Regions from separate parts of the Homo sapiens genome. Here all the other regions are linked to region 3. Evidence: chromatin loops called from intact Hi-C (ENCODE). Cell type or tissue: ascending aorta. All regions are shown on one strand. Each heading gives the region's core, and the rest is flanking DNA. Links, peaks and the distances in the headings are about the cores only.

What was found. Peaks named below come from ENCODE experiments on the same cell type or tissue, not always from the same donor. Only the 100,000 strongest peaks of a DNase experiment are listed, where the experiment ranks them.
Region 1: it touches region 3 in a loop (2.6-fold over the local background); 2 of 110 quality-filtered maps call a loop at or near these places.
Region 2: it touches region 3 in a loop (6-fold over the local background); 4 of 110 quality-filtered maps call a loop at or near these places.

What each region holds. Positions count from the first base shown.
Region 1 is chr7:64,883,782-64,892,157 of GRCh38, forward strand. LOC441239 reads right to left here and starts at 6,319. Exons shown (of 3, transcript XM_011516745.3): 1 at 5,671-6,319; 2 at 5,285-5,406; 3 at 4,556-5,036. The coding sequence starts at 5,958. The coding sequence ends at 4,556. It also overlaps a transcript of ZNF273 not described here. RefSeq lists enhancers at 3,847-4,565, 4,566-5,283, 6,002-6,718. In ascending aorta, for the core only: a CTCF peak has its summit at 4,457 (motif pointing right); DNase peaks (open chromatin) are centred at 4,464, 4,991 and 5,301; H3K4me3 peaks cover 1,767 bases.
Region 2 is chr7:65,033,311-65,039,807 of GRCh38, forward strand. It overlaps LOC105375330 (a long non-coding RNA gene), which reads right to left and starts at 4,951. Exons shown (of 6, transcript XR_927607.1): 1 at 4,884-4,951; 2 at 3,410-3,616. It also overlaps the pseudogene LOC441241 and the pseudogene CCT6P3. RefSeq lists silencers at 718-918, 4,682-4,991. In ascending aorta, for the core only: a CTCF peak has its summit at 4,564; DNase peaks (open chromatin) are centred at 3,411, 4,341, 4,871 and 5,651; H3K4me3 peaks cover 1,847 bases; H3K27ac peaks cover 1,442 bases.
Region 3 is chr7:64,661,518-64,669,893 of GRCh38, forward strand. It overlaps ZNF107 (zinc finger protein 107), which reads left to right and starts at 4,616. Exons shown (of 4, transcript NM_001282359.2): 1 at 4,616-4,768. The coding sequence starts at 4,766. RefSeq lists enhancers at 4,354-4,503, 4,654-4,803, 4,824-4,943. In ascending aorta, for the core only: no CTCF peak of the experiment used is centred there; DNase peaks (open chromatin) are centred at 4,544 and 5,004; H3K4me3 peaks cover 2,393 bases; H3K27ac peaks cover 1,507 bases.

The DNA of each region.
Region 1 (8,376 bases), core at 1,378-6,377, 220 kb after region 3:
TTCCATTTTTCTCGTGGGCCTAGAGTTTCCTTGGTCTGGCTCAAAGGCTTCTACAGTAAACCTTTCCTTGTTCACAGAGGACGACCCTCATGGGGACCATTGTATGAGTGTTTCCGTCTAAACACTGTCACGTTTTGCGGACTAGGCAGCTGTGATACTTTTGGAACAGTAAATTCCTGTTACATCCGCCAACAACGAAACTCTTGTTCTCCCACTTCTATAGGATTGCAGCATGATTCCTATATGATGGGACCTAGGCTGCCAAGTCTGGCTTTTGCCTAATATTCTAGGCTCTTTTTCATTTCATCTGCACGTCTTTTCTCATTGTGGATTTCGTTGGTCTTTGGGCTGTTGCTGTATGTGAGTGCCTCTCACCACAGATCTTTTGCTTGCCAGGGATTTTAGGGATCTCAAGGGTTTTTCAGTAGTTTGGCTGCACTCCAGGTTGTGGGTAGTCGTCTCATTTTGGGGGGCCGGATTTTTTGCACTTTACAGGAGTCTCTTGGGTTTCTGGCAAGAATCCATGAACATGGGTTTGACTCCAGCACAAACCCTCTCATTCTCCCATTTGAGCCTTTATTTCCCTTTGCTTTCATGGGGGATCCACAGTGCCCCTCAACAGCACTCCTGGGCACCCGTTTCAGTCTTGCAATCACCCCAGACGGTTTCTGAAACTCTCTCTCAACCTTATGTGTCCTTGTTGGATGCCAGTTCCAGGTGTGAGACCTCTTCTCCGTCTTGGACTTGCCTTTATTGTCGTTCCTGCCTTACCCAGACAGCCGCGCTGAGAAGCAGGACTCCCTGGGGGGCCCTGGATGAACGGAGGCAGTGAGCTCAAAGGCCTCACAGTCTTCCACTGACACCCTCCTCTGGGGTCTCAGGTATGATTCCATCACCCGGAGATCCCTCAACAACTCACCAGACTGTATTCCCTTCTCCCTGGGACCGGATTCTTGCACACAGACTCTTTCGGGAATGGAGTCCAAAGAGAAGTTCCCAGCGCCCACCTCACATTCTCGAATCGCCTTTTCCTCCAGCGGGACCCGACTAATGAGACGGCCCGAGGATGCCCTATGGTAGTTACTTTTAGGCTTCCACAGTGATTGTCGCAGGCAGCATTTTCCCTAGACTAGGCCGGCTCTGCCTTCCCATTTTCCTCTGCTCAGGCAGGCTGACAGCCCTGACAGCCCTGACAGCCTGGCCCCAGCACCTGCCTCGCGGATTCGCATGCGCCAGTCGCGGGACACCTGTCGCGAGCGGTGAGCCTTGGCTCGCGTGTCAGTGTATGCCACCGTTGCCTGGTGACAAGTTTCTCCCTCTTGGTGGACCAGGGGACCTTTGTGGACACGTGTCGGCGTTGGACTCTTGCTCCTCTTCTCTGGGGGATCCACGGGATAGTCCCACGATCCCAGGAGAAGGCAGGGATAAGCCAGCCTTAGGAATCGTCAACAGTGCCCCAAGGCCTCCCCAAGCCCTCTCTGTGGTCCTGGCTTTGCCTCCTCCAAGGTGCTGTGACCTTAAACAAGTCACTGCCTCTCCTGCAGGCCTTCTGTTAGGACAGAGATAAATGGATCAGACAGAAAACAGAAAAGGTTATTCCAGCCCTCCTCTCTTCTGCCCCTTCACTGTCTGCCTGGTAAAATTGTACCTCTTGGTCACATTTGCTACTCATTAAGTCACCTGTCCTGTGGGAAAGTCCTCACGTTGGTGATATGAGGTCCCACTATCTACCCTTTAGGAATTGCAGAGTCTCATGAATCTGTGTGTGTTCATCCCAGGGTCACTTCGCACCTACACCTCCAGACCTCTAGGTCGCCCTGGGTTAATACTGAGACTAGAGGGAGAAGCAATTACAGGAGAGAAGGAGAGGAAGTGAGGAGGCATAATAGGGGATCTGGGGTTTGGTGATGCAGGAGGGACAGGGTCACAAAAGATTCACTGGATATGAGAAGCCCGCCCACGGAAAAGCTTCTAAAGATGGGTAAGGCGGTGCTGGGGCCACAGTGCCATTGGCCAAGGCAGACATCAACTGGGAGGGAGTGGAGGAGATGAGAAAGTTAGAAGGAAAGGGAAGGCCCAGATCAGATCTTGATGCTCTTTTCTTCCTAGACCAGCATGGTTTTCATTACTCAAATTCTCACAGGGCTAAGATCTTGGTTTAAACAAATCACTCTGGCTTACCACTGAGCTCAGAAAAGACTGCAGGGGCCTTGGGCAGAAGCAGGGAGACTGATACCAGAAAGGTAGCTACTGTGATAATTATGCAGGCTTAGGTGGGGGAAACCACACTGATGCTGACTAGGTACTCTGGATTTCCACCTCTGCAAGGCAGCTTCCTCACTTATTCAGTGAGGACACAGCCACCTGTTGCAGAGCAGTTTTGAAGAAGAAATAAGGTTCACAGGCCCAGCTCAGCACACAGTAGGCTCTGAAGAGGCCTCCTTTACTCAGTTGAATGAGCCCAGAACATTTGAACTGTTGCTTGCTGTGTGACCCCGGGAAGGTTACTTCACCTTACTGAGCTGGTTTTCTCCTTAAAGTGGGGTGGGGTAGACATGTCAGGATGCAGAATGGAGCTGGACAGAATGTAGGCATTTCTGCTGCATCTGGAAAGTAAGATAAGTGAGCTCACTGTCACAAAAGGCACAGAAGAGGAAACTAAATTTGCACTTGGTGGAGAAAATTTAACTCTACTAATATAAACTGACCATCGCTACATGTTTACTGGGCACCTGGTGCAGGGCTAAGAAATCTGCCATTATAATCTGATGCAGTGGCACTGAGCCTGCAGAGTCAATGTGCACTCACAAACTCAACCACTGTCATCTCACTTAACCCTCACACATCACCTGTCAGAGGTAATCCCCAATCTCCATAGTACAATTGAGGAGACTGAGACCAAGGTGGTGAAGGATCTTAACCAAAGCCAGGTACAGTGGAGTTCTCAACGCGAAAGGAACTCACACCTGGGCACACCTGCATGAGGTGACCTACGATGCTTTTTACTTTCCATCAAAACAGTAATTGATGCTCATATCACCTTCTTGTGGTACAAGAAGGAAACCACAGAAGAGAATGAAAATGGAAAACATACATCATCACCAATGTTGCCTCCCAGAGATGAGCATGGTCCCCATGTGGAAGTCTTCTGTCCATTTCTCCCTTGGCCTGCACACATTATGATAGTGGCAGCAGATCTGTGCTGGGCATTTACCAGGCTGGGCACGACACCAAGAACTTTACAGATGTCCCTTCACTTATTCCTCACAAAGGTGTTATGTCCCAAGGACACTGGGGACCCTATGGAGACTACTTTTCCATGGTCGGTACTTGGTTTGGACTGAGGTCTCATGTGGATCAAATCCCTGTGTGTGTGCAAAGCTAGGTCTATCATTATTTTCTGATGGATGAAGTGGAGGCCATGCTGTGAATGTGTGCACGTGCAAGTCTTTGACACAGGCAGTTTTCTCTAAAATGCACAGCCTGCCTTACCAACTTAACTCCTTCCACACCTCAGACCAGCCCCTGCAATTGCCCTTTGCATGTTCTCATCTGGCCTCATGATCATCTCCTTCCACGTGGGTCTCCCTCCTTCCATGTGGCCCTGCATGGCAGGCAGGGCACATGCTAACCTGTCTTCTGGTAGTTTGGAGTGAGTGGAGAGGGCCAGTGTCCTCTGGATGAAGGACAACTGCTCCATTGTGCAGTGTTTTTGTTGTTGTTTGTTTGTTTTTGAGATGGAGTCTAGCTCTGTTGCACAGGCTGGAGTGCAGTGGTGGGATCTCAGCTCACTGCAACCTCTGCCTCCCGGGTTCAAGCGATTCTCCTGCCTCAGCCTCCCAAGTAGCTGAGATTACAGGCGCCCGCCACTACATGCAGCTAATCTTTTTGTATTTTTAGTAGAGACAAGGTTTCACTGTGTTGGCCAGGCTGGTCTTGAACTCCTGACCTCATGATCTGCCCGCCTCGACCTCCCAGAGTGCTGGGATTACAAGCATGAGCCACCGTGCCCTGTCTTTTTTTTTTTTTTTCTTAATAGTTCAGGGCTCTGACTCTGAGCAGGGTGTCCTGCCCCAGGGTTCCCCTTGACCCATTTCAGAGGGGTGGTCGGGTGGGTCACTGGTTCCTCACCCTTGTGCGAATCCAGAACTTGCATCCTGATGGGGGAAGCAGGAAGCCCTACCTGCGCTGGAGGGCATAACCCCAGCCCCAGGGCAGGCAGAAAACTCCCCCATCCCTGAGAAGTCCCAGCCCCAATGCTGGCACTCAGGCAGGACCTGCCCAAGTGGGACCTGTCTCCACCTTCCTCACACACCTCCCTGACACTCACTCAAACTCCTGTCACCTGGGAACCTCTACCAGACCTGTGCTTCTTCCACCTGGGGAGCCCCCGGGGCCCTCATTTCACCCCATTCCCTGAAGCCTGGCTGCTGCTGCTGCTGCCCCACCCTCCAGCCAGAGGAGGGCGCTCCCTCGTCAGATGTCCCTGTCTCTATGGGGGTCCTTCCTCCTGTGAGCTCCGTGGCCTCGCACAGGCTGCTCAACACCTCTGAGCTCAAATTCCTGCTCCCAGGGGGAAGCGGGTTATGAAGATGAGAGGGAGAGAGAGCGAGCTGTAAGGGAAGCAGGTGACACGGGGCTGGACAGGGAAGGGCCTGGCTCTCAAGGAAGGGAGCTTCTCCAGGTGGCTTCCTCCTCTGTCAAATGGGCCCACGAATACCCTATTGATGGTGAGAATTAAGAGATACGAAACCCATTCGTTCTTTATTATGATGATTTTTATTTTCACAGTAGCACTTAGCACCTGCCCGCCCTCCACCTTCTCCACCACCCAGCAGGAGCGGGGCGGCCTGGATCTGTTTTCTGCCCCTGACCAGGGGGCCGCGTCTTCGGCAAAGTCTTCGGGGTGAGAGGTCCGGCTCCTGGAGGACAGCGGGATGGGAGAGTCCCGTTCACACCCAGCCCCGCAGAGCCGGATAGAAACGCTGCCACTGCCGACTCCATGCTGCCGGGAAGTGCACTGTGGAGGCCACTTTCTGGAAAGAAGAAACCGTCTGAACACAAAGTTGCTCAAGCCATGTTCATCTATCTGCCAGGGAAACGGAGGCCCTGAGTGCCAGAGTCCAAGTCACCCTGCAAGAGAAAACTCTGGTGGAGCCCAGGGTGTCCAGCCCCTGTCCACCCAGCCGCCGTGGTCAAGGTTAATAAGGGCAAGGGGCCAAGCAGAACCGCCTACAAGGAACCGAGTGTCCACAAAGCAGGAAGCGAAGAACGTTTCTCCTACCTAGAGCGCAGCCGTTTTGCGGAAGGCACAGTCCGGGCTCCGGGAGCCAAGCAGGGATCCGGGCCTCGTTGCGGAGGGGACGCCCGGGCTGAGCTGAGCTCACTTGCTGGCGGCGGCAGCCCCTGCAGTCATGGGGTCACCGGCTTGTGGAGAGGGGCTGGCGCTGTTCCTTGGCCCCGCTCCCCGCCCGCAAAGGGCCGGGAGGTCGGGCTCCCGGCAGTGTCCAGGCTCTCGCCCGCCGGTGCCTGAGCCGTACCCACCGCGTCCCCTCCGCCCCAACAGCTGGTGCTGAGGGTCCGGCCCGGGGTCATCTGGCAGGGCCGTGCGGCTCCTGCGGGTGACCAGGAGCGCGGAGCCCCTTCCCACTCGGGCTCGGGTGGCCTCACCTTTCCTGGGGCTGCGTCCCCGCGGGACGCCAGGTTCCCGGTTTCTTCTAGGTCGCCCTGGTTCCTGGCAGCTCCTGGTGCCACGCGGTCCTCTACGGTCTCCTCTGACCTGAGAGGGACAGTGAGATGGGGCTGGCGGGGATGGGGGTCCCCGCGCTGTTGGAAAGCAGCGGGGCTGCTGCTGACCGGAGCCGCCTGGGTCTGTTCTGGAACCGTCGCCCTGGGGCCCCTCCGCCCCGCAAACGCTCGGGATGCGGTTTGGGAGTGTAGCTGGACACCGAGCACCATCCACGCTCAGCCCCACGGGGCTCCAGGAGTCCCGAGCCCAAGCCCCTGCACTTGCATTTTATTTAAAAAACCTGAGGGTTAAATTCGGGCAAGTCAGTTGCCTCAGTGTTTGTCGCCTGCTGCCTCTATGTCGGCTTCTTTTGCTGGCAGTCAGAGACCAAGCCCCCACGCCCTCCAGGACCCTCTATCTGGTGAGGCCACCTCTGCAATCATGAGCAGCACTGAGGTGCTTCCGACCAGGGGTCACTGCCCCAGCCGGTGAGAGGCCCTGCAGTGGGGACTGGAGATGTGCGACGCAGCCTCCCAGAGCCCGCATCCTCTTGCCCAAGGAGGCTGCACACCCTCACTCAGGGCTGTGAGGGGGAATGAGGGCAGCTCACAGGCTAAGGGGCCGCTGAAGACAGGTTTTGTGGACAGGTGATTTAGGAGCCTGGAGGAAGCAGGTTAGGGGTGTGTGTGTGTGTGTGTGTGTGTGTGTGTGTGAGAGAGAGAGAGAGGGAATTCTCCCATGCCAGGACATCTGCGTGTCTCAGTAGAGTAGGAGTGAACAGCAGCATCCCTGCAGAGGAGCAGCATGTGGACAGAGTCACAGGCTGGCTGGATCACAACAAATCCTTGTGGGTCAAGGAGAGCAGGTTCCGTGATCAGCTGCGGTCTGGGTTTTGTGTTTGCCTTTTCCTGCTGTTCCAATAAGCCAGGGCACTGGGGCCAGATTGCCCTCAGCCATGGCCAAGGGTTCCCTGACAAGCTGGGGAGGACGAACTCCCTTCCCAACACAGGGACATAGAAGATCAGAGCAGCCTGCCCAGTGGGGATCTGAGCTCAGAGAGTGGAAGCCACTGTCTCAGAGTCACAGAGCAGGTCAGTGGCAGGTCCCATGTCCCTGACCCCCAAGCTCTATTTCTCTGAGGAAATATTCCATCCAAGAGCATGAGAGTCCTCTGAGCATGGACTCCCTGGCAGGTGAGGTCATTTTACCTGTTATCTGTTTTCATCCTCATTGTGTGTGTGGTTTGTATCAGTGTCCCCATTGTAAGGCAGAAAACAGGCTCAGTGATGGGGCAAAGGCTGGTGCAAGGCTACAGAGCTCAGAAGTGGCTGAGGTGAGACAAGAACCAGCAGGCTTCCTTCACCGTTGCTCTGCTCCATCTGGAGGTTGGACAATTTGCCTGTGTGCCAACAGCCACAAGCCTTTGTTGGCTCAGGGTAGATATGAAAACCTGGAAACCATGAAGCTTTCAGCCCCACTCATTTCTGCAGGGGCAGATGGCTGTGCTTGGCCTGGGCTCCCCATTGCTCAAAATAGAGCCTCCTCTTTCTGCCAGTGGTCCCAGAAATGAGTCACAGGTGGGTGAGGTTGCAGCCAGGCCTGGGCAGGATGATGTCTTCTGGGCTAGGCTGAAAACTCAAGCCTTGCAGCTGGACAAGTTATGACTTTGGTTCTGCCTCAGTCACTCCGAGGCTGGACAACTCTGGCCATATCTCTCTGTAAGCTGTGGTTTCCTTATCTTTAAAATGGAGACAATGGCACCTCTCTCCCAGAGTAGCCACTGGGGCTTAATAAAGCCTCAGCATGAGAAGATGGTGTATTTGTATTTGTGAGTTTTCCTTGGTCTATGGTGACCTTCCTGTGGGTAAGAACCAAGTATCACTTGGCTCAGGACCCAGACAGGCACAGCACAGCCAGAACCAGAGGGGCCTAGGCCTGGGTATGATTGGAATCCAGGCATCTGGCCCAGTTTTTCTGGCTCTGTCTCCTTCCCCATCTTTTCCAAACTGGTCCAAGGATCAGATTTGCCATGTCACCCAGACATCGTTGTGGCCCTGTCTGAACAAGCAGCATCAGAATTTCTCTGGTGCCAGCTGGATGACTCAGAGAGAAAAACTGGTCACCAATTTCTGCTTCAAGTGGGTAGGGAAGAAAGCTACCACTTGCAGCTACTTATTATGTATCACCAGCCAGGCACTTTTCCTACTTAGTGGTCACCTCAGCTAAGTCATAAAGACACAGAAAAGAGTGCCTTGCCCCAGGTTCACAGCTGATAAGTGGGGTGTGGGAGAGGAGGTGCTGAAATCCACATTTATCTAAACCTTTCAGACCCATGTGCATTTCTCCATTTTTACCACATTGTCCCCTCCTTGGTGACAGCCTGGGCTGCTGCTCCTGCCTCTCACTGGCCTCTCTGCCTCCAAGCTGCCTGTGCCTTAGGAAGCTCCATGTTGCACTTTCAAACCAGCAGCCCAATCCATCCCTCACCTACTTGTGCCTTTCAATGACTCTCATTGTCCTCAGAAAATGACCCTGGCTCCTAGGTGTCCACACCTCTGTGGCCCTGAGCAGGCTGACAGAAATAAAACTGCATGCCTCCTTTCCTTCCAGTGAAAAGAAATCACTGGATATTGCAACAAAATTTAAAC
Region 2 (6,497 bases), core at 1,464-6,463, 370 kb after region 3:
CAACCTCCACCTCCCAGCCGCCTGCCTTGGCCTCCCAAAGTGCCGAGATTGCAGCCTCTGCCCGGCCGCCACCCCGTCTGGGAAGTGAGGAGCGTCTCTGCCTGGCTGCCCATTGTCTGGGATGTGAGGAGCCCCTCTGCCCGACTGCCCAGTCTGGGAAGTGAGGAGCGCCTCTTCCCGGCTGCCATCCCGTCCAGGAAGTGAGGAGCGTCTCTGCCTGGCCGCCCATCGTCTGAGATGTGGGGAGCGCCTCTGCCCCACCACCCTGTCTGGGATGTGAGGAGCGCCTCTGCCCGGCCGTGACCCCGTCTGGGAGGTGAGGAGCGTTTCTGCCCGGCCGCCCCGTCTGAGAAGTGAGGAGCCCCTCCGCCCGGCAGCCGCCCCGTCTGGGAGGTGAGGAGTGTCTCCGCCCGGCAGCCGCCCCGTCCAGGAGGGAGGTGGGGGGCAGCCCCCGCCCGGCCGCCACCCCGTCCGGGAGGTGGGGGGCCCCTCTGCCCGGCCGCCCCTTCTGGGAAGTGAGGAGCCCCTCTGCCTGGCTGCCACCCTGTCTGGGAGGTGTACCCAACAGCTCATTGAGAACGGGCCATGATGACAATGGCGGTTTTGTCGAATAGAAAAGGGAGAAATGTGGGGAAAAGATAGAGAAATCAGATTGTTGCTGTGTCTGTGTAGAAAGAAGTACACATAGGAGACTCCATTTTGTTCTGTACTAAGAAAAATTCTTCTGCCTTGGGATGCTGTTGATCTATGACCTTACCCCCAACCCGGTGCTCTCTGAAACATGTGCTGTGTCCACTCAGGGTTAAATGGGTTAAGGGCGGTGCAAGATGCACTTTGTTAAACAGATGCTTGAAGGCAGCATGCTCGTTAAGAGTCATCACCACTCCCTAATCTCAAGTACCCAGGGACACAAACACTGCGGAAGGCCGCAGGGTCCTCTGCCTAGGAAAACCAGAGACCTTTGTTCACTTGTTTATCTGCTGACCTTCCCTCCACGATTGTCCTATGACCCTGCCATATTCCCCTCTGCGAGAAACACCCAAGAATGATCAATAAAAAAATAAATAAATAAAAATAAAAATAAATAAATAAAAAATTTAAAAAACACATGGGATGGCAGAACTTGTTGCAGCCACCTTGGAATATAGAATTTGCCACAGAGGGCAAGTAGAAAGTATGTCAGAGTTTAAGATTTCAGAAATCTAGCCATCCAAAAGGATCACAAGAGCCATTCCTGTGGCGGCTTTGAGGAGTGGAAGCAAAGGTCATCAGAGCTGAGAAAGACGTGGGATGATGAGTCAGGCGAATTGCATGCTCATCCACATGGATGCTGACATCCTCAGGAAAGCAGAAGGACTTCAGATAACAGAGGGCAAAACAAGATTTCATTCTTTTTTTTTTTTTTTTTTTAGAGACAGGGTCTTTCTCTGTCACCCAGGCTGGAGTGCAGTGGCGTGATCTTAGCTCACTGTAGCCTTGAACTCCTGGGCTCAAGCAATCCTTCCGCCTCGGCCTCCTGAATAGTTAGGGCTACAGTGTGTGCCCCCACGCCTGGCTAATGTTGTATTTTTATTTTTTGTAGAGATGGGGTCTTGCTATGTTGCCCAGGCTGGTTGATAACTCCTGGCCTCAAGCGATTCTCCCACATTGGCCTCCCAAAGCATTGGGATTACAAGCGTGAGCCACTGTGCTCTGCCTCAAAACACTCTTTTAAAAGCTTTTGTTTTTTTTTTCTGGAGTGGTGAAATAATTAATCTCTGTGGTGAGGACTTCCTTTTTATTTGGGAAAAGATATTTGCTGTGGGCCTATTGTTTCTGCAAAAATACTAGTAGCTAACATTTTTTGAGTGCCCATTCATTCATTCAAAATATATATATGGGGGCCAGACATGGTGGCTCACACCTGTAATCCCAAGGCCAAAGCGGGTGGATCACCTGAGGTCAGGAGTTCGAGACCAGCCTGACCAATATGGTGAAACCCCATCTCTACTAAGTACAGAAAAAAAAAAAAAAAGCCAGGCGTTGTGGCACATGCCTCTAATCCCAGTTACTTGGGAGGCTGAGGCAGGAGAATCACTTGAACATGGGAGGTGGAGGTTGCAGTGAGTCGAGATTACATCATTGCCCTCCAGCCTGGGCAACAAGAGCAAAACTCTGTCTCAAATTAAAAAATAAAAATAAAAATAAGTGAGGGCTTATGAGGCATCAAAGGTCATTTATAGAATGTTGTTAGCAATTTAATTCATGATAGCTAAAAATGGGCCAGATGTCCATCTGTAGTAGAATGGACAAGTAAAATTGTGGATATCTACTATAATGGACTATTATACAGTAATGAAAAATAACAATCACTATTTGCAATAGCATGGGTAAACCTCCCAGACCTATTGATGAAAGAAGCCAGATGATCAAGAGATCTCATCAACTGAGTAAAGGAATCTATAAGAAGGGAAGATGCAGGAGTCCACTTAGATTTATTAAAATCATTAGGGATGTAGAGTAAGGTTTTTGTTTTTTGTTTTTGTTTTTGTTTCTTAATCAGTGTGTCACTCTGTCATCCAGGCTGGAGTGCAGTGAGGCAATGTTGGCTCATTGCAGCCTCAGTCCACACCCCTGCCCCAAGCCCTCTGGGCTCAATCAGTCCTCCCCCTTCAGCCTCTCAAGTAGCTGGAACAACAGGCATGCACCACACCTTGCTAATTTTGTATATATTTTTGCAGAGACCAGGGCTCCCTATGTTGCTCAGACTGGTCTTGAACTGCTGGCCTCAAGCAATCCTCCTGCCTCAGCCTCTCAAAATGTTGTGAGCCACCCCACCCGGGCAGAGCGAAGATGTTTTTGAGGACTGTGGTAGATAGCTTCCTCATATTCATGTCCTGTGTAATCCTCTCCCTCTGAGCATGGGCTGGACCTAGGAACTATTTTCTTTTTCTTTCTTTCTTTCTTTTTTTTCTTCTTTTTTTGAGATGGAGTTTCTCCTTGTAAGCCAGGCTGGAGTGCAATGGTGTGAGCTCGGCTCACTGCAACCTCCACCTCCCAGGTTCAAGTGAGTCTCATGCCTCAGCTTCCCAAGTAGCTGAGTTTACAGGCATGTGCCACCACATCCAGCTAATTGTGGTATTTTTAGTAGAGACGGGGTTTCACCATGCTGGTCAGCTGGTCTCGAACTCCTGACCTCAGGTGCTCTACCCACCTCGGCCTCCCAAAATTCTGGGATTACAGGTGTGAGCCACCATGACTGGCTGGACCTAGAGACTATTTTCTAAGTAGCAATAGACTACGTAAAAGTGATGGGATGTCACTTCTGGGATTAGGTTTCAAAAAAGGACTGTGATCTCACTCTCATTTTCTTTTTCTGTCTCTTCCTCTTTCTCCTCCCTCTCCCCGGGGTAAGCCTGCTGCTTCTTACCAAGAGGTGGAAGTGGACAGGAAATGATGTCTCCAGCCAACAGCCAGAGAGGACCTCAGGCCTGCCAGCAGCAGTGGAAGTGAGTTTGAAAGAGGATTCTGAAGCCTTGAGAGAGCTGCAGCCCTGGCTGACAGCTTGATTGTATCCTCATGAGAGCCTGAGCCAGAGGACACAGCTAACCTCACCCAGATTCCTAGCCCATGGAAACTGTGAGGGAAAAAAAAGTTTATTGTTTATTAACTGCTAAATTTGGGGTGATTTTTACCCAAGAATAGATAACGAATACAAGGATATTGCTTATTACTCAAAATCACTATATAAAGCCCCTGAAAAATTGAAAGCTGCAACCAGGGAAACACTGAAAATCTCCAAGAACACTGTGTTTCTTCTTAAAGACAGTGAGAAAAAGCACATACATCTGTTTTCCTTTTAGTGTTGGCCACCAGGAAGCTCAGAGCCAAATTTATGATGCAATTTTAATAACTATGTAAGCCCCTATGGCCTGCTTATCTGTGTTCTTATTCCTGGCCTTTCATTTTATTCTGACTTTTCTTTTTCTTCATCCTGATTGTATTAGCTCATCTTTATTTTTCTATATTATATGAGTTATGGTAAGCAACTTCAAATTCAGCTTACGGAGAAGCAAGGCATTCGTAAATCTTTTTTTTTTTTTTTTTTTTTTTTTTCTGAGACTCTTACTCTATCGCCCAGGCTGGAGTGCAGTGGCACGATCTTGGCTCACTGCAACCTCCACCTCCCGGGTTCCAGCAATTCTCATGCCTCAGTCTCCCGAGTAGCTGGGATTAGAGGCGCCCACCACGACACCGGGCTAATTGTTTTTGGTTTGTTTTTTGTATTTTTAGTAGAGACGAGGTTACACCATGTAGGCCAGGCTGGTCTTGAACTCCTGACCTCAAGTGATCCACCTGCCTCGGCATCCCAAAGTGTTGGGATTTGGCGTGAGCCACTGTACCCGGTCCATGAATCATTTTTTAAAAATAGTTTTTAAATTTAAAACATAGTTTTGCACATTAAAAAAAAAAGTTTTGCACAGGTCGAACAGAGTGTCCCCGGAGGTGGTGGTGGGAAGATCAGGTCATAGGTGTGTGTCTCTGGAGCTCCAAGCACTGGCCAGGGTTGATTTGGATTGGGTCAGAAAAATACAACGAAAAAAGGAAAAAGGATGGCAATTGATTGCCATCCCCAGAGGGAGGGGCCGAGGGTTCGCCCAGTCACCCACAGTGGCATCCTTGCAAGGTGCTAGTTGCACCGCTCCTCTAAGTCCCTCCCGCACTGGCGCGCTCGGCCCCGCCCCTACCCTGCCCCGCCCCTGCCCCACCCCTTTCTCCCCCGGGCTCCACCCCTCGCGCGCGTCGCCTCAATCTCCGCCCGCAGATCCGGCCTCCCCGGCGGTTGCGCACTCCGCCCCCACCCTCCGCGCCCGCCCGCTCTTTCCCCGCCCCGTCCAGCTCACTCCTTTCGGGGCGGTTGGGCCGCGCGCCTGTGGGGGCGGGGCCCGGAGCAGGCGACCGAGCCAATGGGGCGCGGCGGCGGCCGCGGCAGCTGGGTCGGGTCCCGACGGGCGGCGGCGGCTGAGGTGGAGGCGGAGGGAGGCGGTGGAGGCGGAGGGAGGCGGTGGCGGCGGCGGCAGGATGGCGACGGCCGTCCTGCTGAGCGTGTCGGTGCCGCGGTGGGAGCGGGTGGCCCGGTATGCAGTGTGCGCTGCCGGAATCCTGCTCTCCATCTACGCCTACCATGTGGAGAGGCAGAAGGAGCGGGACCCCGAGCACCGGGCCCTCTGCGACCTGGGGCCCTGGGTGAAGTGCTCCGTCGCCCTTGCCTCCAGGTAGCCGGCTTTGGGGAGTGGGCCGGGAGCGGCCGAGCGGGGCAAGGGCGGAGTCTCGGGGTGGGGAGCGCGCGGCGGGAGCTCAGGCCTGGGGGCGGCGGGGACCGGGCCGCTGGGGAACTTACGGGGTCGGGTCGGGGCCGGGTGGGGGGTGGCGGCGGGGCGCTCCTGCCCGGGGGGCGGCATGAGCCCAGGCCGCGGGGCGGAGGTGGCGGGGCCGCGAGGCAGCCGGGGAGGGATGAGGTGGCAGAGTGCAGCCGGGAGGCCGGGGCGGACGCGGAGCGGTCGGGTGGGCCGGGGCCGGGCTGGGCAGGAGCGCGAGGGGGCTGCGGAGGGTGGGTGCAGGCTGGCTTGACAGGTTTCCTGGTTCTCGGGAGGCGGGCCGGGGGTGTGGGACCTTGTCCGCCGCACCCGTGAGACCAGCGGCAGCGGGCCTCTTGTTCCCCCGATCGCTGCAGCCGAGGCTTTGGGGCCGGCGCGGAGACGGGGTTGCCTTTCCCACTGTTTTCCTGGTGCTAGGACAGGTGTTTCCGTGGTCAGGCCTCTTTGCACTCCAGCGCTAGTGAGAATTTGCAGACTTACTGGGACGGTGACATTAGCTGGCAAACACAAATTTGACCCTACTGTGGAAGAAGATACCAGCACTTAACATATCTGATTTCTTGGATTCCCTCTCGTATGTTTCAGTGTGCCAGGAGAAGGAAATGGTCTGAGTTTGGGTCTAGTTTAAGCTTCATTGGAGTAAAGGACAAGTATGTTATGTATATGGCGGTGTTTTAGGCATTGGGATGACTTTTAAACGTTGTTGCCTATTAGTATAATAGGATACCCACAACAGATTAAAAACACACCCTTTGCTAAACTGGAGCGATTGGTTTGTGTTACTCATCATTTTAGTTTTTTCTTTAATGTTGTAATTGGTTTGTCTGTTATGTTTTATTTTAATGCATTACATTTTCCTAGGCAAGTTACTTTGAAAAAGGGGGGAATTTACTTTTAAAAGTGGCTGCTTTTTTTTTAATGGGGCGATTAAAAACATAAAAGTCGAAGGAATGATTTCAAAATGGATAGGTTACGATTTTAATAGAGACTATGTCTGATATTTAGATGTTTGTTAACAGTAGTCACATTTGAGCGATTTCTTCCCCTCCTGTTGATTGGTAAATTGGTATATATCAGAAATGTATAGCTCACTAGTTTATTTCAACTCATATATTGTTGATTACATGAACAAGGTAGCAT
Region 3 (8,376 bases), core at 1,546-6,545:
TCAGGAAATACGGAAAACACCACAAAGATACTCCTCGAGAAGAGCAACCCGAAGACGCATAATCGTTAGATTCACCAAGGTTGAAATGAAGGAAAAAATGTTAAGGGCAGCCAGAGAGAAAGGTCGGGTTACACACACAGGGAAGCCCATCAGACTAACAGTGGATCTCTCTGCAGAAACCCTACAAGCCAAAAGAGAATGGGGGTCAATATTCAACATTCTTAAAGAAAAGAATTTTCAACCCAGAATTTCATATCCAGCCAAACTAAGCTTCATAAGTGAAAGAGAAAGAAAATCCTTTACAGACAAACAAAGGCTAAGAGATTTTGTCACCACCAGGCCTGCCTTACAAGAGCTCCTGAAGGAAGCACTAAATATGGAAAGGAACAACAGGCACCAGCCACTGCAAAAACATACCAAATTGTAAAGACCATCGACACTATGAAGAAACTGCATCAACTAATGGGCAAAATAACCAGCTAGCATCATAATGACAGAATCAAATTCACATATAACAATATTAACCTTAAATGTGAATGGGCTAAATGCGCCAATTAAAAGACACAGACTGGCAAATTGGATAAAGAGTCAAGACCCATCAGTGTGCTGTATTCAGGAGGCCCATCTCACGTGCAAAGACACACGTAGGCTCAAAATAAAGGGATGGAGGAATATTTACCAAGCAAATGGAAAGCAAAAAAAAGCAGGAGTTGCAATCCTAATCTCTGATAAAACAGACTTGAAACCACCAAAGATCAAAAGAGACAAAGAAGGCCATTACGTAATGGTAAAGGGATCGATGCATCAAGAAGAGCTAACTATCCCAAATATAAATGCACCCAATACAGGAGCACCCAGATTCATAAAGCAAGTTCTTAGAGACCTACAAAGAGATTTAGACTCCCACACAATAATAGTGGGAGACTTTAACACCCTGCTGTCAATATTAGACAGGTCAACGAGACAGAAAATTAACAAGGATATTCAGGCCTTGAACTCAGCTCTGGACCAAGTGGACCTAAAAGACATCTACAGAACTCTCCACCCTAAATCAACAGAATATACATTCTTCTCAGCACCTCATTGCACTTATTCTAAAATTGACCACATTATTGGAAGTAAAGCACTCCTCAGCAAATACAAAAGAATGGAAATCACAACAAACAGTCTCTCAGACCACAGTGCAATCAAATTAGAACTCAGGATTAAGAAACTCACTCAAAAGCGCTCAACTACATGGAAACTGAACAACCTGCTCCTAAATGACTACTGGGTAAATAACGAAATGAAGGCAGAAATAAAGATGTTCTTTGAAACCAATGAGAACAAAGACACGATGTACCAGAATCTCTGGAACACATTTAAAGCAGTGTGTAGAGGGAAATTTATAGCACTAAATGCCCACAAGAGAAAGCAGGAAAGATGTAAAATCAACACCCTAACCTCAAAATTAAAAGTACTAGAGAAGCAAGAGCAAACAAATTCAAAAGCTAGCAGAAGACAAGAAATAATTAAGATCAGAGCAGAACTGAAGGAAATAGAGACACAAAAAACCCTTCAAAAAATCAATGAATCCAGGAACTGGTGTTTTTGAAAAGATCAACAAAATCGATAGGCTGCTAGCCAGACTAATGAAGAAGAAAAGAGAGAAGAATCAAATAGTTGAAATAAAAAATGATAAAGGGGATATCACGACTGATCCCACAGAAATGCAAGGTGCTGGAACTACAGGCATGAGCCACCGTGCCTGGCCAAATTCTCACAATCTTTACCTAATTCAAACAATATAATTCTAACGTTATCAGAAATCTGTGCTCAACTCATCTGGGCCTTTTCCATCTTTTCATGAACCTCCTTGAATACACAGTACTCTAGGATTTTTCATGCTTTTAAAGTTTTTAGAAACTACATCAGAATTAAGCCATTAACTGTGGAAATGACTTTCATGGTTATAAAGAAACAAATTAAAAGAAATTGATTATATCTGTTGCCTACAATAATTTATCATAATAACCATAATTATGAATAAGAGCGTATACTCAGATACATTAGAGTTTTAGAAATTTCATACAATTTTGACATAAATATTAATAACATATTTATTAAAATATAAGTCGAAGGAGGTCAAATATATATATATAGTTTTAAGACAGAATCTCGCTCTGTCACCCAGGCTAGAGAGTAATGTCACAATCTCAGCTCACTGGAACCTCTGCCTCCTGGATTCAAGCGATTCTCCTGCCTCAGCCTCCTGAGTTGCTGGGATTACAGGCACCCACCACCACGTCTGGCTTAATTTTTGTATTTTTAGTAGAGACAGGGTTTTGCCATGTTGGCAAGGCTGGTCTTGAATTCCTGACCTCAGGTGATCCATCTGCCTCAGCCTCCCAAAGTCCTGGGATTACAGGCATAAGCTACCACGCCTGGCAAACATTATTTTTATTTTGATAATGCTTCCATGTAAGTTAACTTTTTTTTTTTTCAGTCGAAGTTTTGCTCTTGTTGCCCAGGTGGGAGTGCAATGGAGCGATCTTGGCTCACTGCAACCTCTGCCTCCCAGGTTCAAGCCATTCTCCATTCTCCAGCCTCAGCCTCCTGAGTAGCTCAGATTACAGGCGCTCACCACCATGCCCAGTTAATTTTTGTATTTTTAGTAGAGACAGGGTTTCATCATGTTGGCCAGGATGGTCTCCATCTCTTGACCTGGTGATCTGCCCGCCTCCCCCTGCCTGTTTATCACTCTTTTGCATGCTGCATTGACACTCTATAGCATCCAAAAGTTTGGGGTGTAAAAAAAAGACACTTTTAAAGCAAAATTTGATGTTGGGAAGCCTGTCAAATATGTCATAGGGTTAAAACACTTCACTAAAATAGGACCACAGATCACCATAAAATAATAGTCATTTATTTATCCAAAGTGATAATTAAAAGATTTTAAAAACAAAATCATTTACTGTTTGATACAGGAGATTCAGTTTTCCAGTCAAAAAACCTGAGAAAGACTGCATGAGAAAAATTCTCTTTTTTACTTTCTTTATTTTAAAATTTATTCAAAAGGTGGACAAAAATATTGTACTATGTCATATTGATATGTAAAATTTTTGTTCAAAAGAAAATCAACTTTTACTTTTGTATTACTGTATTATTAATACTAAAGCTAACTTTAATAAAACCTTATAAATAAATCCATCAAATGTGTCATTTTTGGCTACTGTAGATTTTCATAAATATTTTATAGTCTATTATAATAAATTTTTCAACTTTTTATATTATATTTTTGGTTTTTTCTTTTTTCAATTTGAAACAATCATTAAGTAATTTCAAACTAGATAAAATGTTTCTAACTTTCTTCCTTAAAAGCATATTTTACTTTTGTTTATACATTCTCTATGCAGAATTGTTTTTCATACATCTAGTAGTTTTAATTATATACATATTAATTACATTAATTCTTAACAACCTTAGGTTATTTTATTCCTGCTGTCCTCTGCTCTTTTTATGGCCACGGTCTGTTCCACCTCAGAACTGAAGAGAGATGTTGGTAGGGAGAGGCTCTTCCCTCACCTCTGGCAGAAAAGGAATGTTCAGGCCCTTCAAACCCCTGTTGTCAAAGCTGCACTTTAATGTGACAGCTATTGGCCATGTATGGCTACTGGGTGTCCGGAATGTGGCTGGTCAGAACTGCGATGTGCTAGAAAGGTAAAATACAGAGTTAAAGATTTAGTTCCAAAAATATACACACTTTATTAATAATTACATATTGCTCAGATATTAATATAATATTTTTGATATAGTGGGTTAATTAAATGGTTAGAATGAATTCCACCTGTTTCTTCTTCCTTCCTTTTTTTTTTTTTTTTTTTTTGAGACGGAGTCTCACTCCGTCGTCCAGGCTGGAGTGCAGTGGCACTATCTCGGTTCACTGCAAGCTCTGCCTCCTGGGTTCACACCATTCTCCTGCCTCAGCCTCCCGAGTAGCTGGGACTACAGGCCCCCGCCACCGCGCCGGGCTAATTTTTTGTATTTTTAGTAGAGACGGGGTTTCACCGTGTTAGCCAGGATGGTCTCGATCTCCTGACCTCGTGATCCGCCCACCACGGCCTCCCAAAGTGCTGGGATTACAGGCGTGAGCCACCGCGCCTGGCCTTCTTCTTCCTTCTTGAAGTTTGACTGCTAGAAAATTTAGAATACACATGTGGCTCACGTTTTATTTCAGAGGATTGCCTCCTTTTTAAACTCTCAATCGGCCTGCTCAAAGGACCAGAATTCAGAAAGGGCATAAAATCTGGAATTTTAAAATAATTGTTATATTATTTTCATGTGTGAATAGCCACATAATATATTATTTATAAATGCATATGACTTTATATACAGGTTAAATGCAAATGCCTTCTGGGGTGGACCTGGCTCAACTCAGGGAGGAGCCCTGCCTGAAAAGGCTGCAGCTTAGGTTTCACTTTATCTTCTTCCAGCCCAGCATCTGAGCACAGCTTCTGTCACTCAGGGCCTGAGGGAGCAGGGCAGCAAACGTTATCCAATCAGGACTGCTGGGCTGGGAACCGTCCAATCAGGCACGCAGCTGGAGCGGACAGGACGGCTTCCGGGATTTGGCGGGGCCTTTGTCTCTGGCTGCAGCCGGAGCTCCTGCTCTCCTCCTCACTGCTCAGTGTCCTCTGCTCCTAGAGGCCCAGCCTCTGTGTCCCTGTGACCTGCAGATATTGGGAGATCCACAGCTAAGACGCCGGGACTCCCTGGAAACCTAGAAATGGTGAGAGTGCTGGGTCCGACATCCCGAGAGAGGGGGAGGGGCTGGTTGGAACCGATCGGAAGTGGCTGTGGCTGGACTCGGGCCTCCAAAGTCCGCGGCCCCAAGTTCTCCTTGGCGCAGCTCGGCCCTCAGTCCCCCGCGGCCCCGAGTTCTCCTTGGCGCAGCTCGGTCCTCAGTCCCCTTCAGCCGTAAGATGGCGGCTGGGCTGACAGCCGGGACCCTGGGCGTCCTGTCTCCTCCCTGCTCAGTGACTGTGCCCTGGCCTGGAGCCCTCTCCGGGCGGCTTTGCACCCGCAGCGCGGCATCTCTCCCCGATTGTGCAGGGATGCCGGGAGGGTCATCAGGGGAGAATCCTGACTCGGGATGCGGGGTTCATGAATGGGAAAAGCTTTAGTCTGTGGGGTTCCTAGTCCATCTTTTTTCTCTTAAAAATCTATGGAAGTCACCACAAAAATGTTAAAGAATTTAATCAAAGAGTAATTGAAGAATTATAGAGCACCCAGCTGTGGTTTGTAGTTTATTTTCCATGGGAGGGGCTTGAAGAAAAGACTTTTAGAAGGTGCATGATAAAGGAAAGCAAACTCAATAATTGGTTAGGTAGAGTTACGTAGTTTCTTAGTTTTAGATGAAGGTGGAAATTTTCTGGTCACGTAATCAGAGCTTAATTGGCAGTTCATGGTTGATTAAGTCTAAATTTTGTTTTCCCCAATGTAGTAATTTACAAAAAAAAAGCATTTGAGTTAGATTTTTTAAAAAGTAAAAACCCTGGGACTAGAGCCACCTCAGTCTAATTGCCTGCCATTTAGTTATTTTCACACTCCACAGGGGACAGATTTTCCCCTGCAACTTTCACGTGTCTCAAGCAGGGTCTCAAGACTACTCCCTATTCCCCATTCTTTTAGCCTAACTGACTTTCAGTAAAATGCTAAATTTCCAGTTTCCTTTGACATTCCCAAATCCCAGCTTCCCCTCCCTAATTCACATTATCAACTATTTGTCCTTTAGTGTACATTTTAGATACTGTATTTTAATTAATCATTGTTGACAAATTATTGGGTGGCACTTTAAACAAATTGTTTGCTGTTTGAAAATATTTCCAATGAGAAGAAAACAAAAAATAATCCCCTGACACTGTATTGTAAAAAAAAGTCTGTGCCTATTTTCCTTTTATCTTCCCTAGGCGCAGAGATCTTATCAGAATGTTTTTGGGTCAAGGTTTCCCTTTGGAAACTTTACAGGGTGATGTGTCCTCAGCCACCTTTCGGTTTTCTCCTGGTCCTGGGTTTCAGTACTGTCTGGGGATAAATCAAGATATCAACTGTGGCTGTGTATGCTAGAATCTCTAGTAAATTTCAGCTCCTGGCCTGGAATGGAACTCTGGGTATCTGGGAATGGGAGACAGAGGACAATCTGAGGTTGGAGTGTAGCCTCTCAAGGGAGCAGGTGGATGCCCTGGGGCTGAGAGGAATCTCCTGGTATACCCTTCCTTTGGAAAGCTAACCCTTTGAGGCATTAAGATTGTGTTCACTCAACCCGACTTCCATTTCTCAGAGGTACATTGCTGGTCAGCCAATCAGATGCTGGTATTGAGAGGAAAACTCAGAAATAATTTCTGCCCCCTGGATTCTCTAAGATTTGTGAAAGAAAAAATAGTATTCCAGAAGACAAAAAAAAAAAAAAATCAAACTTGACCCCAGTGAGATGGTACAAGAACTTGCAAAATGAAATGCACTTGGAGTAGTCACTGAGGCATAGGGCAGTGTCTACAGAGAGGGTGGTCATTGGGCACTTAAATGAGCAGGATGGGGTAGGAGAATCTAGTGTTTGGGTGGCCTGACTTGACACATGAGTCAGACACATCTGTTTTCTTTTTTTTTATTATTATTATACTTTAAGTTTTAGGGTACATGTGCATAACGTGCAGGTTTGTTACATATGTACACATGTGCCCTGTTGGTGTGCTGCACCCAGTAACTCGTCATTTAGCATTAGGTATATCTCCTAATGCTATCCCTCCCCCCTCCCCCCACCCCACAGCAGGCCCCAGTGTGTGATGTTCCCCTTCCTGTGTCCATGTGTTCTCATTGTTCAATTCCCACCTATAAGTGAGAACATGCGGTGTTTGGTTTTTTGTCCTTGCTGAGAACGATGGTTTCCAGCTTTATCCATGTCCCTGCAAAGGCCATGAACTCATCAGACACATCTGTTTTCTAATCAGCCCCGCCACTCCCTGGGTTTGTCACCTTGAAAAGATTTGTTCACTTATTTTGATTTCAGTTTTATAACTGTAACTTGCATTTTATTAGTATGATTTAAAAGTTAAGAAAATATTTACAGAGCATAAAAGAGGTGAGTTTCAGAGAAAAATAATATCTAATCATATATTCCATTTATTAAGAATTCTCATTTACCTTTTTCTTTCCCAGACTTAGTTTAGGAATTTACTCAGGTGTGTTTTTTATGGCTGGGTGATGTCCAACGGTATTCCAAGGCTTAGTTTTTAGAGTGCTAGCAGGGAAACAAAAAGGAAAAAAACCTCTCTTCCATTTTGACTGTAGAAAATGAATACATTTTTACAAGAAAATGTGGTAGATAATTGATGAGTTACATAGATTTATGAAAGCATCAGTTCCTCTTTTTGCAGGGTACTTTTGTTACAGTAAATACCTCTGTTCTATATCCTATCATCTTGATTTGTGAGGATAACGCTAATTTTTTTTTTTTTTTTTTTTTTTTTTTTTTTTTTTTGAGATGGAGTCTCGCTCTGTTGCTCAGGCTGAAGGGCAGTGGTGCGATCTCGGCTCACTGAAACCTCCGCCTTCCGGGCTCAAGCAATTCTCCTGCCTCAACCTCGCAAGTAGCTGGGATTACAGGCATGCACCACCATGCCCAGGTAATTTTTGTAGTTTTATTAGACACGGGGTTTCACCATGTTGGGCAGGCTGGCCTTGAACTCCTGACCTCAAGTGATCTGCCTGCCTTGGTCTCCCAAGGGATTACAGGCATGAGCCACTGCACCCAGCTGGTTAATGCTAAATTTTATGAGATGAAAGTTGGTACCTCCTAGAAGTATGACTTCTTGATTACTAATCCCATATGACTAATTGATTACTACCTAATTTTTAATGAAAATAATAGAATAATACATTTATCGTCTGAAAGAAATAAATACTTTGCATTTCTTACTGAGGTATGAAATGTAAGCACCTTAAAATTTCCTTCCCTTGGTTGGGTGCAGTGGCTCACGCCTGTAATCCCAGCACTTTGGGAGGCTGAGGCAGGCGGATCACCTGAGGTCAAGAGTTCAAGACCAGCCTGGCCAACATGGTGAAGCCCCGTCTCTACTGAAAAATTAGCCAGGTGTGGGTGACAGGCACCTGTAGTCTTAGCTACTCGGTAGGCTGAGGCAGGAGAATCACTTGAATCTGGGAGGCAGAGGTTGCAGTGAGCCAAGAGTGTACCACTGCACTCCAGGCTGGGCAACAGAGCGAGACTCTGTCTCAAAAAAAAAGAAAAAATAATTTCCTTCCCATATATAAATACTGTGCATAATTTTGCTGAATTTTTAAAGCAGTTTCAAAACCCAAGTGAATAACCTTGACATGGAA